3 separate regions of the Homo sapiens genome follow, and regions 1 and 2 are each linked to region 3. The links are chromatin contacts, found by Hi-C or POLR2A ChIA-PET in ENCODE. All regions are on one chromosome and are shown on one strand. The core of a region is the stretch at or near the end of the contact, and the rest is flanking DNA. Distances in the headings are between cores, read along the strand shown.

Evidence for each region. Hi-C counts contacts between places; a loop is a spot of excess contacts on that map. ChIA-PET counts read pairs that join two places held with the same protein, here RNA polymerase II (POLR2A). Pooled maps may share reads with other maps.
Region 1: a pooled map shows a loop between it and region 3 (9-fold over the local background). The contact joins the promoter of ULK1 here to the promoter of SLC15A4 in region 3. A Hi-C loop is called at or near these places in 1 of 168 maps with a recorded cell type or tissue (gastrocnemius medialis) and 7 of 50 pooled maps. POLR2A ChIA-PET finds 5 or more read pairs at or near these places in 1 of 52 experiments (activated T-cell).
Region 2: a pooled map shows a loop between it and region 3 (3-fold over the local background). The contact joins the enhancer-like site here to the promoter of SLC15A4 in region 3. A Hi-C loop is called at or near these places in 2 of 37 single-sample maps with no recorded cell type and 9 of 50 pooled maps.

Annotation. Positions count from the first base shown.
Region 1 is chr12:131,893,050-131,897,390 of GRCh38, reverse strand. It overlaps ULK1 (unc-51 like autophagy activating kinase 1), which reads right to left and starts at 2,769. Exons shown (of 28, transcript NM_003565.4): 1 at 2,279-2,769; 2 at 1,698-1,790; 3 at 1,567-1,608. The coding sequence starts at 2,389. LOC124903059 (a long non-coding RNA gene) reads left to right here and starts at 3,233. Exons shown (of 2, transcript XR_007063538.1): 1 at 3,233-3,544; 2 at 3,816-4,333. RefSeq lists an enhancer at 1-585 and silencers at 953-1,012, 1,043-1,102, 1,073-1,367, 2,510-3,019, 3,050-3,099 and 1 more.
Region 2 is chr12:132,069,577-132,073,684 of GRCh38, reverse strand. It overlaps EP400 (E1A binding protein p400), which reads right to left. Exons shown (of 53, transcript NM_015409.5): 51 at 4,044-4,108. Among named protein-coding and RNA genes, the nearest start is that of SNORA49, 40 kb to the right of the region's middle. Within about 2 kb of position 1,709, at least 3 of the 41 ENCODE cell types and tissues checked have a DNase peak (open chromatin) inside an H3K27ac peak, as active enhancers do.
Region 3 is chr12:128,822,644-128,826,598 of GRCh38, reverse strand. SLC15A4 (solute carrier family 15 member 4) reads left to right here and starts at 2,641. Exons shown (of 8, transcript NM_145648.4): 1 at 2,641-3,201. The coding sequence starts at 2,656. LOC124903083 (a long non-coding RNA gene) reads right to left here and starts at 2,655. Exons shown (of 2, transcript XR_007063602.1): 1 at 709-2,655. RefSeq lists an enhancer at 2,731-2,890.

The DNA of each region.
Region 1 (4,341 bases), core at 1,520-4,019, 3.1 Mb before region 3:
GACTCGATCGGGGGCAGGACTCTAGCCTCGACCGCACTCCCTCCCGTAATGTTTGAGGATTTTCTTTTATCACCCAAATCGTTCATTGTCCATTTTTAAAACCCAGTTATTTTTTCCTGGGTTTGGGTGCCTGCCTCAAACATTGCCTTACCGACACAGGGCAACAATCCCCACGCCTGTGGGGGCGAGGGCAGGCTAAGCTGCAGCTCCAGCAGAGCCCGGTGCCCGGAGACAGGAGCGCCTGCAGCTGGCGGCTCCAAGTGCTTCCTGAGTAGAGAAAGCCGCAGAGTTGCCAACACTGGAGGAAGTGGCAGATGCCCACAACCAGGTGTGTGTGGCTGACTGGGATGGAGCTGGGCCTGGGGATACTGGTCCCGGGTCTGCGGGGGTCGTGCGGACAGTCACAGGGCCTGGCCTGGAGATGCCCAGGACTGGACCTGGGGAGCCCTGGAGGGGAGCAGCAGGCAGTGTAGCCCAGGGTGGAGGGGGAGTCCCTCAGAGTCGCTGCCTGGCCAGGGACAGCTGTCCACTCCTTGCTGGCTCCCAGAGCCATGACGCATGTGCAGGCTGTGGTCCAGGCAGGAGGCTTCCAAACATGGAGAGGATGAGGAAAGAGGAGGAAGGGAGGGAGGAAAGCAGGGAGAAAAGGGGTGGGAAGAGGGCGGGAAAAGCAGCAGGAGGGATGGCCCAGCTCCAGGACACAGTGTGCCTGGGTTTCCAGGTACTCGCTGGACCTGGGCCCCCCCCACCCGGCACCTTGTGACAAGCCTCGGTCCCCAAGGCCACAGCAAAGCTCTGAGAGGCGGACGGAGGAGGCCACCAAAACACGGCCTGCCAGCCCTTCCCTCAGCCAGGGGCTGGGCCCTGGGCTCAGTAAACAGGTCACAGAGCCATTAGTCAGCACTTTGGCGGGGCGGATCTCCCGCCTCAGGTTCCTGGTCCCCAGGACGGCACCCTGGCTCCCACAGCCCCAGCCCTGCCTGCCCTGGGCCCCGGGACACGGAGGCAGCACGAAAGCCAGCTGGTCCCACCGCTTGCTTCTTGGGGCCAGCCGGGCCCGAGGTCATCTCCTTGGCCAGCCAGCGGCAGCCGCCTGTGCCCCGGCCCGGCCCTGACTGCCAGCGAGCAGGAGTCTCCGGCGGCCCCTCCCCCGCCCCGTCTGACGCAGAGCGAGGCCGGCCAATGCCGGCCGCAGGAGCAATGTCAACAAACACACGGCCTAGACAGGTGGGCCAGGCCGGCAGTGCTGCCAGGGCCAGCCGGGGACGCCGGACTCAGGCAGGGCCCCTAGGACTGACGCCCGGCGGGGAGGGGATGCCTGTTCAGGAGAACTCAGCCCTGCCCTGGGGCGCCCTGCGGCCCAGACACCCCCTCCCCGGTCTCACAGCTGGGGAAGTCACAGCAAGAGCCAGCACCAGCCCAGGCCTGGACCCAGGGTGGAGTCTCCAGGGGCCCAGTAGACCCCAGCCTGGACAGGCTCAACACCAGTGCTCACCAGGGGATCCAGCACCTGGGGCCACAGTCCCCCAGCCCGGTCCCCAGCAGACCGCAGCCCAGAGGCCTTACCTGGAAGTCGTACAGGGCCACGATGTTTTCATGTTTCAGTTCCTAGGACAGAAACCCAAGTTTGTTATCAGTGTGGGGAGGGGGGCTTGCCCACGCCCACGCCCACGCCCCCTCCCCCAGCACTGGCTCACCTTCAGGATTTTGATTTCCTTCCCCAGCAGCGTCTGAGACTTGGCGAGGTTCTTCTTGTTAATGCACTTGACGGCGACCTCCAAATCGTGCTTCTGAAAGCCAAACGTGCACCTTCAAGGCCAGGGCTGCCCCTCGCAGGCCTCCCCCAGACCCCAGTCCACACAGGTGGGGCCCTGAGATGATCCCGGTTGGGAATCCCGGGACTGGAAGGCCGAGTGGGGAGCCAGGTTGAGGATCGCGCTGGGGGTCCTGGGGTAGGGATCCAGCCTCGAAAGCCGGCTGTGGGACCAGGTTGCGGGGTGTCCCGGGGTGAGGGTTTGGACAGGAAAGTCGGGCTGGGGGTCTCGGAGTGAGGATCTGGGCTGGAAAGCCCGGCAGCGGATCTCGGGGCGGGAGTCTGAACTGGAAAGTCGGGCTGGGGGTCGCGGGGTGGGGATCCTGGGGTGGGGGTCGGCCTGGAAAGTCGAGTGGGGCTCTCGGGAGGCGTGGGGGGGTCCCGGGACAGGCGGGGAATCTCGGGGCGGGGATGCAGGGGCAGGGGATCCTGGGCGGGGGATCCCGGGCCGGACGGGGGCCTCACCTCGCGGTGGCGGCCCTTGAAGACCACCGCGAAGGCGCCGTGGCCGATCAGGTCCTTGCGGGAGAACTCGAACTTGCCCACGGTCTCTGTGCCGCCGCGGCCGGGCTCCATGGCGCAGGCGGGCCGGGGGCGCGGGGCGGGGGGTGGCGGGCCAAGGCGCGGGGGACTCAGGCGGAGGCGCGGGCCGGGGCGGGCGGGCCGGGGGCGCGGGGCCGGGGGCGCGGGGCCGGGCGAGGGCGCATCTCCGGGGCCGCGCGCCCCATCGGGCAGGCCGGGGCCGGGTCCCAGCCCCGCGGGCCAGGCGGGGTCCGAGGGTCGCGCTCCCTCCGGCGCCTGTGCCACGGCACTCTTCCCGGGCTGCTAATCCGAATCCGGATCCGACTCCGACTCCGACTCCGGCTCCAACTAGGGCCCGGGCTCGGCCCCAACGGAGAAACAAAAGAGCCGCGGCGCCCGGGCCTCAGAGCCTGAGACGCCCGCGCAGCCGCACTGCGCGCCGGGCCGGGAGGCGGGATGAGGGCGGGGCCTGCGGGACGGAGCGGCAGAGCCGGGCGTGACGAACAGACGGGGGGCGGGGAATGGGGCGGGGCCTGTCGGGGGGGTGGGCGGCTGGGCCGGGCCATTGCGGGGCCGGGTGGGCTGGGAGTGGGTGGGGCCAACAGCGGACCCGCCCCGGTGAGAGCAGAGAGGCGCGCTGACCCGGGAGCGGGCCACGGGGCTCAGTGTTGATTCCTTGCCCCACTCCCTTCCACGCCCCTTCCCCGCCCCTTCCCCGCCCCGCTTCTTCTCTGCTCCCCTCCCTCCTTTCCCCTCTCTCCGTCCTCCTCCCTCCTTTTCCCCTTCCCATCACCTCTCTCCCTCCCTGCCCCCTCCCTTCCGCCCCCTCCCATGCCTTCCCCCCCGCTCCCCTCCCGCCCCCACTGCCTGTTCTCCTCCCTCCTGTCCCCCCTCCCTGTTCCCCTCCCTCCCCTTCCCTGTTCCCCTCCTTCCCGCTCCCTGTTCCCCTTCTACAGGAGAATGGAGAACAGGCGTGGGAAATGTTCCCAAAACGGGGGACTGCGCAGAATTAATTCTTAGAAATAGAATGGCTGAGTTAGAGGTTAGGCATTTAAAGTTGAGTTCCATAATGCCAAATTGCAAAAAAAAAAAAAAAAATTGTAGACCAAAAAGTTGTCACCCAAACCAACGACATAGCCCATAAATCCGCTGGGGAGGAAAGGTTAGCTAGATGGGCTGCGCATCGGTCCTGTGGAACACTGCACAGAGGTAAATATACCTGTGCTCAAGGGTGAGTTCTCCAAAGATTATAATTAAGTAAAAGCAAAATATGGAACAGGGCACTGTACTGTCTGTCGTTTTAAGAAAGCGGTAGGATTGGGATGTGTGTGTGTGTGAAACGCCTGTAATGTGTACATGGTCGTTCCTAACTATAATGACAGCTAACTCATCACTTAGGCCAAGCAGCGCACTTTCCAGCGATTAGTGCATCCATTCAATGATTCCACGAGGCACTTGCTGTTATGTCCCTGTTTTACAGATGAGGAAATCAAGGCGGAGAAAAGTTGGAGAATGTGTCCAAAGTCACACCGCCGGCAGCCAAAAGAGCCCGGGGGCTCACTCACAGAAGACACAGCCAACAGCGATTGCTCTGGGAGAGAGGACCGGGGAAAAGTTAGTGCTGTTCACCGTACACGTTGCGCGCTAGTTGGAATGGCTTTCACCACGTGCAAGCACTGCTTTTGCAAATGCATGATTCTAAACAATGCTCACCAACCCAGCCTTCAGTACAGTCCTAAAGTAACAGCCCAGAAACACACACTTCAGCCAGGACCCTCCATGCTGCCTCCCAGAGCAGCCCAGCAGCTGGACAGCCTGATGCCCTGGGCTGGATCAGCAAGTCCTGGATGCCTTTTACCTGCACCCAGCTCATCCTCCAGGCCGCAGGACACACAGACTCCCGACCCTGGACTGGGGGCCAGAAGCCACCGAGCTGGAAGGGACAAGAGGTCTCCTGGCCCACCATGTTTGTTTTCCCAATAAAGAGGTTCCACAGTGCCCCGTAG
Region 2 (4,108 bases), core at 460-2,959, 3.2 Mb before region 3:
GGTCAGGAGTTCGAGACTAGCCTGGCCAACATGGTGAAACCCATCTCTACTAAAAATACAAAAATTAGCTGGGCCTGGTGGCATGTGCCTGTAATCCCAGCTACTCAGGAGGCTGAGGCAGGAGACTCGCTTGAACACAGGAGGCGGAAGTTGCAGTGAGCCAAGATCGCGCCACTGCACTCCAGCCTAGGCGATGGAGCAAGACTGTGTCAAAAAAAAAAAAAAGGAAAAGGGACAGAATTAAAACGCACACTAACAGCAGCATTTGAGATGAATAAACTGAGCTACTGTGTGATAAGATCATTGCTGGAGAAGAGGGTGGAGGCCATCGTTAACTTCATACTCTGATACAGAAGTGTGCACATGGAGATTTTAGGGTAACCACTTAAAGAACAGAAAGAAAATATATAATTTTTCACTGGCAGAGGGGAGAATTGATAAAAAAAAAAAAAAAAAGAGAAGGTGGCCCAAAAGAAGGCAAGGAAGGGAGGAAAGAAAAAACAGAACAAGCAAGACAAACAGAGTCCAAACAAAAGAGAAGCCAGAAATTCAAATATACCCAACCTTATATACAGACAAGTGGACACGTGTTTCAGGTAAGAGTCAGAGATGGAAAGCCTGACCTCACAACAGCACCGGACCTGCCCGCGAGCTGCTCACAGGAGGTGACGAGGGACACACAGAGAATGGCTGAAAACAAGGAAGGAAAAACACAGACCAAAAACTTCCAACAGGAGGGTGGTGCTTTACTCATGTGAGGAGAATAGGCTTCAAGACCAGAGATATTACTGAAGACAGTAAGAGTCATTTCAAAATAACAAAATTCAAAACTTTAAACTTAAATGTGGCTAATGAAAAGCCTTCTAAGATATAAAGCAAAACCAGAGAGAAAGGTAAGAAGAAACAGATAAAGGCATACTCAGAATGGGACATCTAAACACGCCTTCTCAATAACTAGTAACACAAGTGATTGGCAGGACACACAGAAGACCGAAATGACACACACAGTAAACTTGACCCAGTTACAACAAAATCATCTCACAAGTGAACCCATCCTGAAGACTGCTCTGGAAGGACACAGACCATTTTTTAAAACTGACTGTATTCTGGACTAGATAGCAAGTTTCAACAAATTTCAAAGACTGAAATCATTGAGACCTCATTCTCTGACAATACAATGAAGATTTATTTTTAAGTCAATAATAAAAAGTAACTGGAAAACCTCACCTGGAAATTAAGAAACACTTCTAAAAAGAACCCAGGCAGTAAATAAGAAATCAAAATGGAAATTCAAAAACATTTAGGACTGAAGGAAAACCAAATAATAAAATTTGTGAAATAAGCTCAGGTGGTACTCCATCTTAACAAGTTAGAAAATGAATAGCAAAATAAAAGAAAGGAAAGGAAGTAAAAACCCTGGCAAAAGCCCGGCATCGTGGCACACACCTGCGGTCCCGGGCCCTCCGGAGGCTGAGGAGGGAGAACTGCTTGAGTTCAGGAGTTCGAGGCCACCCTGGGCAACACAAGCAGGAGCGCGTCTCAGAAACAGACCTGACAAGGCAGGCAGAGCGCACGAACGAGGCTGAGCTGCCCCGATGCCGTGAGGTCACACACACAAGAGCAGTAATTGAACTCATCCATGCACAATGACAACTACCACAGGACCCAGTGAGTCACCCCAGAACACAATGATTGAACATCACAAGATTCAATGACTATAACCCACTACAACAGTCCATCTGTCCACTGTACTAACAGCCCTCGGACACACCTGTACTCATGGGGCTTGCTTTATTGGAGGAGACAAAATCACCTGAACAAAGTACTTATAGTATTTGTTGAAGGTGATAATACAGAAACAGAGAGCAGAAAAGCTGAGCAGGAAGGGAGACTGTGAGCAGCGCTGGTAGGGGCACAGGTGCAGAGGAGCAAGTGCAGAGGGGTGCACAGGCCAGGAGCCGTGGGCAGCAGGGCTCTGCAGAAGACATCCACACCCCCACACCCCCGACCCACCCACACAACCACAAAGTATTCCTGGGGGACGGATGGCAAAAAGGAAGCAGGAGAGATGGCAACAACCAGGGAAGGGTGCGGAGGAGGAGCTGACAGTAGCAACAGGAAGCGGCTGCTCCAGGTCTCTTCTGGAAGTCAAGCACACACAGCTGCCTGCCAATGGGCTGGACCTGTATGGATGACTGTAGGGGTTTCTCAAGTAGGCTAAAGGTCTGCAGGGACAGCTGCCCTTCCTGAGCCGGAAGCCTCTGGTAGGAGCAGGTCAGGCGTACACACCTGAGGCCTGAGGGATCAGACATCTCCATGGATCTGTCAAAGGCAGGTAGGATGAAGAATCTGGAACTCAGGACAGTAAGTGGCTACAGACATGAATCTGGGTATCATTCGCACCGAGACAGGACTTAAAGCTTTGAGGCTAAAGGAGATGTGTAAGGGAGGGAGGGAGTTCATACACATGGGCTTTAAACAAGACAAAAAGCACCGTAACAAAGAGGAACAGAAACTTCAAGCAAAGTAGAAAAGAACAGAATTTTCTTACTCTGACAAAAACACAGCAAACACCCTACTTCACAGTGAAATACGGACTCTGACATTCACCACTGTGCTGCAGGTCCCAGCCAGCACAGTAAGGCAGGAGAAAGCAAGGGTTTAAGATGGGAGAAGTAGATCGTCATGATTTACAGGTGATACAACTGTATACGAAGGAAATGCAACAAAACAAAACCAAATCCTAAGATAAATTATTCAAATAACCAGAATCTAGCAAGGCGGCCAGAATAAAAAACTAATGTACAAAAATGTACAACAGCCAGAGACAGAAAATGGAAATTAAAAGCATACCATTTACAAAAGCATCAAAAAATACTGATTGCTTAAGAATAAAACTAACATAATCTATAACACTTTCACAAAATATTAGAAAACTTCATTAAAAGGCATTAAAAAAGACTTAAGTAACAAAAGATGCATCATATTGGTGAATCTGAAGGAAAGACTGTAAAGATGTCAACTCTCCCCTGAACAGCTACAGAATCAATGCAATTCTAATAAAAACTTTCAGCAGTTTTGATTGTAGTGTATGAACTAAGCTAACTAAAATTAACACAGAAGTGGAAAGAGCCAAGAATAGGCACGCTACACCCAAGGAAGGGTGTGGTAGGGGGACTCGCCCTCCAGACACCAAGTGTCACTGCCGCTCATAGCGAGAGCGCCGTGGGACCAGCATGGCCTCTGAGACAAGAAGCCCTGAACTTCCCCACAGGATCTCAGGTGGAGGCGGCACTGTGGATCGATGGATGACAGAATTGGGCTTTTAAATAAATGGGGCTGAAAATAGGGTATTCATAGAGCACATCAAATTGAATTCCTGTTTCTATCTCAGACCCAAAAACCAATTCCCAGAGGATGTAAGACTAGCTGAGAAGGTAAAACTCCCCTGCTCTAACTGAATTCCTGTTTCTATCTCATACCCAAAAACCAACTCCAGGAGGGTGGAAGACCAGCTAAGAAGGTACCACTCCCCCGCTCTTAGAGAAGGATGCAGGGAGGTAACTCCATAAGCTCTGGGAGGAAGCAGGACATAAAAGCTCTAGGCAGAGAGGAAGACGGGAGGGCACACTGCACACATGAAATCAGGAACTCAGTTCTCCCAAAGACACCAGGTAGAACTTGATGAACAAGAAATATCAAAAAATATCAAAAAATAAAATAAAATATATTTTTAAAAAAGACACCAGGAAGGGAGAAGAGGAGCCTGGAACTGGGAGAGGGCAGCTGTACCCCACAGAGCTGGAGATCGACGTCCAGAACATGAAGGCAAAGCTGGCGACAGCTGGAACAGGCCCCGGCAGAGAGGAGCCTTCCCAGGAGCCAGAGGGGTTGAAACCTGAGGCCAGGAGACAACACTTCCCTCCAGTGCACCACCCAGTGCAGCCGCAAGGGCTGGGAGCTCGCAAAGCCCGCGAGACACACAATCCAAAGGCCGGGCACCCACTCCTGACACTCGGGCCCTCACCCTGTTCCCCGCTCACCTGGATCTGGGTCTGCACTTGCTGGGCCCCGGCCAGTTTCTGGGCCTGGGAGATGGGTGTGGTAA
Region 3 (3,955 bases), core at 1,392-3,891:
AAAAAAAAATGGCACATATGTGTGTGTGTGTGTCTATATGTACATGTTCAAGGACATATATTAGTATCCAATAATAAGTTAAAATACTAATATATGCCCTTGAACATGTATAGACACATATATATACACATGTATACATGCACACATATACACACACTTATATACACACATATATACATATATACACACAGATATACATATGTGTATACACACACATATATGAGAACATAAGGTGACTTGCATCATTTACATTCAACAAATGGTCAGTCATTCACTCATCCAGTTCAATCTAATACCTATTTATCATTGGCAAGTGCTGTGCCAGCCTCTAGAACTACAATCGTGGTTAAAACAAAGATCCCGGCCATCCCAGCTTTGAAGACAGGCATTCAATAGTTGCACAAAATAAGTATAAATTATAACCGGTGCTGTGGGAAAAAAGTATAGGGAGTTCCAAGGCCATAAAAACGGGGAGCTAACCTAGTGTGGCAGGGTTAGGAAAGTGATATTTGAGCTGACAGCTGGAAATGACAAGCATCAACAGACAGGTGGCAAAGGTCCAATTCGGGCATTCAATTATTCTCTCCTTAGACATTGATTAAATATATATTGCCTGCTGTGTGGCAGCACTGTGCTGACCATCAGTCTATCTGTCGGACATTTAAAAAAGTTTTTTAAAAAGAGAATGCATGCAACTTCAAGACTTACTGGCAGGATTACTTCTCCAGATGACCTACTGGCAAGCCAACTTCCCAGCTACTGGCTCCACCCTCATCTTAGCTGGAGGGAATGATGAAGGAAGAGGAGGTGGTCTTACACTAATTGAATCATTGCAGCAGCTGTGGATCACGATTCCTTTCTTTCTTGCCTTTTTTTTTTTTTTTTTTTGAGACAGGGTCTCACTATGTCACCCAGGCTGGAGTGCAGTGATGCCCTCACTGCTGAATGCAGCCTCTACCTCCCGGGCTCAAGCAATCCTCTTGCCTCAGCCTCCCAAAGTGCTGAGATTATAGGCGTGAGCCATCATCCCAGGCCGGGGTCTCAATTTCTTTTTTTTTTGTCTTTTTTTTTTTTTTTGAGACGAAGTCTCACTCTGTCACCAGGCCGGAATGCAGTGGCACAATCTCGGCTCACTGCAACCTCTGCCTCCCTGGTTCAAGCGATTCTCCTGCCTCAGCCTCCTGAGTAGCTGGGACTACAGGCGCCTGCCACCACGCCCAGCTAATTTTTGTATTTTTAGTAGAGACGGGGTTTCACCATGTTGGCCAGGATGGTATCGATCTCTTGACCTCGTGATCCGTCCGCCTCGGCCTCCCAAAGTGCTGGGATTGTAGACGTGAGCCACCATCCCAGGCCGGGGTCTCAATTTCTGAAGCCATGCTGAGGGCCATTTTTGGGCGGCACTCTTTCACTCCACTATGTGCCAGGCGCTGTCCCAGAGGCAGGGGGCACAGTGAGGAACAAAACACAAGAGAATCCTGCCATCAGGAAGCTTACACCTGTTAACACATGCAGGTTGGGGAGATAAACGAATAAATTAAAAAATGTAACAGGTAATAAGGAGAAAAGAGTAACATGATGGAATGGGATACTCGGGCCTTGGACAGGCTAGTGAAAAAAATGTTTCTCTGAAGTCAACACTTCGGTGGAAGGTTGAAGGATGAGAAGCCAGCCATGCAACCATAGATGGTGTAGGGGCAGTCTCTGGGAAAGCCTGAAACAGGCTGGAGCTTGCCTTGTTCTAAGCCAGTGAGTCTCAATGGGGGCGTATTTGCCCCCAGGAGTCCTTCGGCAAAGTCTAGAAGACATTTTCGGTTGTTAACCTGAGGTGCTAGGGGGTGGAACTGGCCCCTAGTGGATAGCAGAGGCCAAAGCTGCTGCTGAACATCGTGCAACGCACAGGACAGTCCCGTCGCTCAAAGTGCCAACGATGCACGGGTTGAGAAACCGGGTCCTCTCCAGGACTGAAGCCCAGGGCAGGGAGCACGGGGGCAGCCTGAGCAAACCCGCCTGGAGAGCAGCCGCCGTCTCAGTGTGAGTTTTGGCTGCCTACTGGGCCCCACCGAAGCCCGAAGAGGGCCAGGCTCCGGCTTCTTTGTTTAAACTCCCTTAGTCCGACTGCCTGCAGTGGCTCATGCACGTAATTCCAACACTATGGGAGGCTGAGACGTGAGGAACGCTTGATGCCAGGAGTTCGAGACCAACCTGAGCAACAAAGCGAGACCCCATTTCAAAAAACTGTTTAAAAATTAGCCACAGGCAGCGGCGAGCGCCTGCGGTCCCAGCTACCCGGGAGGCTGAGGTGGGAGGGCCGCTTGATCCTGGGAAGCTGAGGCTGCAGTGAGGCGTAACCGCATGACTGCGCTCCAGCCTGGGCGAGAGAGGGAAACCCTGTCTCAAAAAGGCAAACAAAGGCTCTCGGCCGCCAAGCTGCGGAATCCCAAGCTCCCCAAGACACGCAGTGATCCAGAATACCGGCCACCTCCTCGCCTAGTGCCCGGGGCGGGGCCGGAAGTTCCGGCGAGTGGGGCGTTGAGCAGCGGCGAGCCCGCCCAATAGGGACATCTCAGGCCCGGCAGTCTCGCGAGAAGGGCGGCGGCCCTGGGTTCTGGGACAGGTGACCCGGCGGCGGGGCGAGGCAGCTGGCGGCGTCGCATGGAGGGCTCTGGGGGCGGTGCGGGCGAGCGGGCGCCGCTGCTGGGCGCGCGGCGGGCGGCGGCGGCCGCGGCGGCGGCTGGGGCGTTCGCGGGCCGGCGCGCGGCGTGCGGGGCCGTGCTGCTGACGGAGCTGCTGGAGCGCGCCGCTTTCTACGGCATCACGTCCAACCTGGTGCTATTCCTGAACGGGGCGCCGTTCTGCTGGGAGGGCGCGCAGGCCAGCGAGGCGCTGCTGCTCTTCATGGGCCTCACCTACCTGGGCTCGCCGTTCGGAGGCTGGCTGGCCGACGCGCGGCTGGGCCGGGCGCGCGCCATCCTGCTGAGCCTGGCGCTCTACCTGCTGGGCATGCTGGCCTTCCCGCTGCTGGCCGCGCCCGCCACGCGAGCCGCGCTCTGCGGTTCCGCGCGCCTGCTCAACTGCACGGCGCCTGGTCCCGACGCCGCCGCCCGCTGCTGCTCACCGGCCACCTTCGCGGGGCTGGTGCTGGTGGGCCTGGGCGTGGCCACCGTCAAGGCCAACATCACGCCCTTCGGCGCCGACCAGGTGAGCCGCGCCCCCGCGCGCTGTCCCTGTCCCTGTCCAGCCCCTGCCCAGCCCCAGCCTCTTCCCCTGCCCCAGTCCCTGCCTCTGACCGCGGAGGGAGCCCCTTGCCCCGGGGGGCTTCTGTCTAGTGCCGAGGAATCCCGCCAGCAGGTGGGCCAAGACTGGAGGTACCGGTGTGATGGGTGCTGGAAGGGGTTTGCCTGGGGCGGGGTGAGGTCTACACACACAGTGATGGCCACAGTGGCTTTAAAGAAAAGAGAGGCCGGGCGCGGTGGCTCACGCCTGTAATTCCAGCACTTTGGGAGGCCGAGGCGGGAGGATCTCTTGAGCCCAGGACTTTGAGACCAGGTTGGGCAACACAGTGAGACCTCATCTCTACCAAAATTTAAAAATTTGCCCTCCGTGGAGGCGCACACCTGTAGTCCTAGCAGAGAAAGGAGGATTCCTTGAGCCTACGAGTTTCGGAGGCTGCAGTGAGCTAGGGTCACACCAGTGCACTCTAGCTTGGGTAACAGAGTGAGACCCCACCTCAAAAAAATAAATAAATAAAATTTAAAAAATACGCTGAGCGCAGTGGCTCACGCCTGTAATCCCAACACTTTGGGAGGCCGAGGTGGGTGGATCACCTAAGGTCAGGAGTTCGAGACCAGCCTGACCAGCCTGGCTAAAAATACAAAAATTAGCCGAGCGTGGTGGCGGGCACCTGTTCTCTCAGCTAGTCGGGAGGCTGAGGCAGGAGAATCGCTTGCACCCG